Linked DNA regions of Homo sapiens: region 1 is linked to region 2. A link is a loop called in an ENCODE intact Hi-C map of the cell type or tissue named here. Cell type or tissue: heart right ventricle. All regions are shown on one strand.

Region 1 (2,500 bases), 630 kb before region 2:
GAATGACTGATTTAAAAAGAAATCCCAAAGCCTGAAAATCTCAAACCACCATCTGCCAGATATTTTTGTGCAGAAAAGAGAAGGCAGTGATTACTTTCTATCTCAGATACATAAACATGATTAAGGAAGGATCGTGTGTTTTCTTTGCAGTTGGTCCCCTGCCAAACCCAGAGGCTATAAATAGGATGGCAGAGACAGTAACCCATCAGCACACATGAAAGGAGAACCTGTCTCCATCAAGTCATTTTTTTTCTATATTCCCTGCAACAATATTTCGAGTTCAGAAACCTGTCAAAGAGATTAGTTGGAAAAATCCCTTGCCTCAGAAGAAAGGGAAATCTCCAGAAACATCCAGCATCATAATTCATACAGCCTGGTGAAAAAGTAAGTATATTTGTGTGCAAAATGCATTCTCACTCAAGATTAGTTAGCTGCTGATGCTGTTTTTTAAAAATCCATAGTCAAGAAATTTTTCTGTGACTATGAAGCAACTCTGTACTGTGAGTCAGTTTGTATATCTTATAAAATGGAAATGAGCGCTAAGTCATCAGTGAAACAACCAAAAAGAGTAACGTTAGAAAACGGTTCTTTAATCTTGTTTCCAGCTTTGAGCTTTAATTGACTTTTTCAACCAATGCAAATCATCTTTCAAATTTTAGGGTAATTGAAAGATGCTGCTCATAAAACATATACTTTCCTGCTGTGACCAAGACAGTAGGACAGAGATCTACCAGCCCTTTGTATTATTTCGAACATTAAAATATGTGATTGACCATCCAGTTTCTTGAATACCAACAGAATATTTTAATAATACAAATAAGAGGGAAAGATGCATTTCAAAGATCCTATTTATATTCTGCATATGAAATGCATACTCCTATTTTTCAAATCACATGAAATCTATGGGGGGAAAATGAAGTACATGACTGGTTACTAGGCAAAGCACTCAGGCAGTTTTATGAACTTCTCTCTGAAACCTGCAACAACAGAACCATCTCCTTCTGTCTCACTTGGAGACCTACCAGCCCAGCCCAGCCCAGCCCGTCTCCCTTCTGGAGAACTACAGTCATCACTGCTCCTGAAATAGCTTCTTACTTGATAACATCTGTGGCCACGATTATCTCATTTTCTTAGTGAAGGTCCAATATTTTAACTCACTATTGAAATCGCTTAGATATAATGTTTATATTTTAAATGAGCTTTGCCATCTAACTCTCTCACTAAATGATCCCAGACATGAACTTCTAAATAAGTCAAATCACATCGATTTCAATTACTGTCTTTTATTATCATCAAATGATCCTCTGGTCACAGAAGCTGAAGGTGAACGCTGTTCTACAACATAAATGTTTATAAATACTTATGTGCTGGGAGTATCTCACTAAATCCTCATAACCACTTTATAAGGCAGGTATTAATATTCACTTTATTTTAGGGAGGTGGAAACTGTGGGCAGAGCCCCTAGGCTGCCAGACGGTAAGCAGAGTGGCCTGGATTCAGAGCCAGCACTTACACACTCAGTCACTGGCACTTTAACTAGGAGCCACAACAAAATAACCACACCGGCTTAGCACTAGACCATAGTTATCGCTCTATATTCAACATAGTGGCCACGTGCACGAAACAAACCATACCTAGGCTTATCAATGCTTTTCACTATCTTGAAAACACCATCACCAAAAGATTCTCATTTTGGGGGGTTAAGGTGGGGGAAGAAGCCCACAGCAAGCATTGTAGTAACTCTACTAAAATACACCTGTCAAGAAATTACTAGAGGTTGAAAATGTCTCAGACAAGGACTGTCTGGGAAGTTGCTGGGGGACATTTAGAAAGTTCTGAGAACTTGCTTACAGTGGTAACAAAAGGAAACTGTCTTCAGTTTTCATACTCATACATTTGCAAAAAGATGCAGAAACCTTAGACACAGGCATGTCTGTAACGGTCTGAGAGGAACAGAGGTCCTCTATCCCTCCCCACAGTGCTGCCCAACCTGTGTTCTGTCCTGCCACTCAAGATTTCTCACCTTTGTATTGCTGCACTGGCTCCCAAATCCAATCCCTGCTTCTAACTCTCCCTTCCTCGAATCCACCTTTTGCACTGCCATGGAAGTGGGGGAGCAGTGATGATATTAGCCCGTCTCTGTCACTCATCTGCCCAGACTCTTTCGGTAGTCCCTCCTGTGTGTAGGTTAGGATTCAGCTCCTGAAGTTTGGCCTTCAGGCCTATCCATGATGCCTGGCTCCATGGTGGGCCCCAGTGGGCAGCCAGTAGTCCTGGCCCACACGTCTTCTCTGCACCACAAGACTGTCCTCCTCCTGTTGTCCCTGTTATCTGGATGGCTCCTTCCATACCACAGCCTCAGCCTCTACAGGCTTACTTTCACTCATCTTCAGAGATTCTGCCGGGCAGCATCCCCTTCAGGAAATCTCCTCCACGTCCTTACTCCGCTCTTTTCCTGACCTTCCCTTACACTGTGTGGCTGGGTTAGATGTCTTCTTTC
Region 2 (2,500 bases):
TCTAATGTCATCAATGTATGAATTAGTTTCACATCTCTGGCTGTAAGAAACTGATAACACCCATAAAGCAATTCCCAGGTAGACTCTGATTGGCCAGCTCAGGTTACAAGCCCATGCCGCAGTAGTAGGGTATGGTGCCCAATTAATAACCCATCAAGATTCTGTAAAATGGAGGAGGAGTTCCTTTGATTGTATCCAGCACAATAGGAATGGGATAATATGCTGATCAATGACAGACTATCAGAGCCCACTTCAATATTCTGATCCTTGGCCGGGCGCGGTGGCTCATGCCTGTAATTCCAGCACTTTGGGAGGCCAAGCAGGTGGATTATGAGGTCAGGAGTTCGAGACCAGCCTGACCAACATGGTGAAACCCCGTATCCACTAAAAATACAAAAATTAGCTGGGCGTGGTGGTGCATGCCTGTAATCCCAGCTACTCAGGAGCTGAGGCAGGAGAATCGCTTGAACCCAGGAGGCGGAGGTTGCAGTGAGCTGAAATCGCACCACTGCACTCCAGCCTGGGCGACAGAGCAAGACTCCATCTCAGAAAAAAAAAAAAAAAGATTCTGATCCTCTTAAACTGAGGTACCCCATCTTATATCTCTACGTATCCTCTGTAGTTTCTAGCACTGTACCTGAAAATGCAATCTTTTAATAAATTCTGATAAAAAGAAGAGGATGTAGCAAGGTAAAGAGCTCTTTTCCACACCTCTGCTTCACATCTTCAAGAACCCCATTTGATGCCAGGCCAGAAATGGGGCTCTAATGCAAGCTACAGTGGCTCTGGGGCTTCTGATGTGCACTTTATTTGGAGGAGGGCCAACTTAATTCAGAAAAGAGTTCTCCAGGCTGGACTGACAGTGACCTTTCCACAGTGACCTCAGTTTAAGGCCTCATTCAATTTGAAGGAGAATCTTAAGGCTAGTTCGAACAAGCTGCCCCTGAGATAAAGCCAGAAATGGTTCATGCTCTGCAGCAGAGGCATAGACATAATGAACTGCTGACTGGTGCCAAACAATCTCTTCCTTTTCATTCACTATGCGTAATTAGTCCAGATTTATAGGACAGACTTCCTAGAATCCTCAGGCACACACACACGACAAATCTCTGGAAGGAAATGGACTTCAATTTTCCCTTCCCAAGCTCCCCTCTTGGAAGCTCTGTCACTCAAGGCCCTCTGTCTGTCACATCTCCTCTGAGATCCTTGAAGGCTGAGCTGGTTTGGAAAAGAGCACACTCCATTATCAAGCCAGGCTCCTTACACATCTTAGAACTTACTGACACCTGCTGGACGGTTTCCTTCTCTCTGAAAAGCATCTGAGCAGAAGCCTTTGCCCTATGTGTGAGGTCGAAGGAGCCAGGACCTTGGCTTCTGCACTGGAAGAGGAACAGAGAGCTTTCCCTGCCCTGCGGAGTGCTGTGTCTGCTCAGTGAAAACGTACCTCCTCCCCACAGAGAGCAGACTTGAGAGTCCCCAGGCAGCTTCAAGAACAAGCACCCTGATGGTAAAAATGCATGCAGGAAGGAACACCATGAAGAGCAGTTCAGAGGTGGAAGGTTGGAATTCATGATCATGGTCAAACTCCTAGATTCTTATGGCTTTTCCTCCTGGAGAGACTGAACATACAGCTAGCTTGAAAAGTATCCACTTCCAAGTGTGGAGCCTTACACTGTTCTCTGGGTTGCCAGAGCCAGGAGATGCTGCTTGACCGGGTCTGTGTTGCCCCAGAGCAAATCCTGAAGGAAGTAAAGGTGACCCTTGGTACTGTCCACTCTCAAAACATCTGGTTGTCTTTGGCTGCCTTCTCCAACTCCTAATGTTTTCAGGGCAATGCACTCTTCTCAACAGGTTGGAATAAGCAAATAAACTAATTTCATTGCATCCTTGTGAAACTGCATGTTTTAAGAGAACCTTGGGGTGAGATTTGTGCTAAAGTCCAGTGAATCTCTCCTAATGGTAGCATTTTAAACCTGAGGATAGGCTAATAACAGAAACTACTTGGAAAAGTGGGCTTGTGGAACCCCTTTAATTATAACGTGTTGGACAGCTGCCTGCAGGTAGATCTTGCATAGAACTAGTTAGTTATTGCTGCTATCTTGCCAAGGAATTGCCCTACATGGAGACCAACTGCTGGACCGCCCATTCCCCAGCCTCTTCTCCTTCTTCCCAGGAAAGAGGAGGAGTACTCACTGGCTGGCTGGCTGGCTGGCTCCCCTCAAGCTCCCTGGAAGATCCCTTCTGGAGAAGCTATTCTTCAGCATTCCCTCCTGGAACCACCCATCCCATCTGCAGTCATAAGAGCACCCCTGAGTCTCATCTCAGTTTTCCTCCCTAAGAGCCCAGCTAAATGCAGAAAGCAGGAGAGTAGGTGAGTGTGAGAGCATCTGTAAGCCTTTTTGCCGCCAGGGCTCTAGTGTGGCAGAGAGACCTCCCTGGGAGTGGAGCTATACCCTTCCCTATACAGGAACACAGCCTGCCCAGGCCAACCTCAGAAACT

What was found. A loop is a pair of places that touch in the nucleus more often than their neighbours do. Peaks named below come from ENCODE experiments on the same cell type or tissue, not always from the same donor. Only the 100,000 strongest peaks of a DNase experiment are listed, where the experiment ranks them.
Region 1: it touches region 2 in a loop (3-fold over the local background); 1 of 110 quality-filtered maps calls a loop at or near these places.

What each region holds. Positions count from the first base shown.
Region 1 is chr2:158,663,732-158,666,231 of GRCh38, reverse strand. The region is part of intron 15 of PKP4 (plakophilin 4); the gene reads right to left. PKP4-AS1 (PKP4 antisense RNA 1) reads left to right here. Exons shown (of 4, transcript NR_135242.1): 3 at 151-384. Among named protein-coding and RNA genes, the nearest start is that of PKP4-AS1, 70 kb to the left of the region's middle. In heart right ventricle, no CTCF peak of the experiment used is centred here; no DNase peak of the experiment used is centred here; H3K27ac peaks cover 2,500 bases.
Region 2 is chr2:158,033,223-158,035,722 of GRCh38, reverse strand. It overlaps a transcript of UPP2 not described here. Among named protein-coding and RNA genes, the nearest start is that of UPP2, 67 kb to the left of the region's middle. In heart right ventricle, a CTCF peak has its summit at 1,286 (motif pointing left); a DNase peak (open chromatin) is centred at 1,344; H3K27me3 peaks cover 269 bases.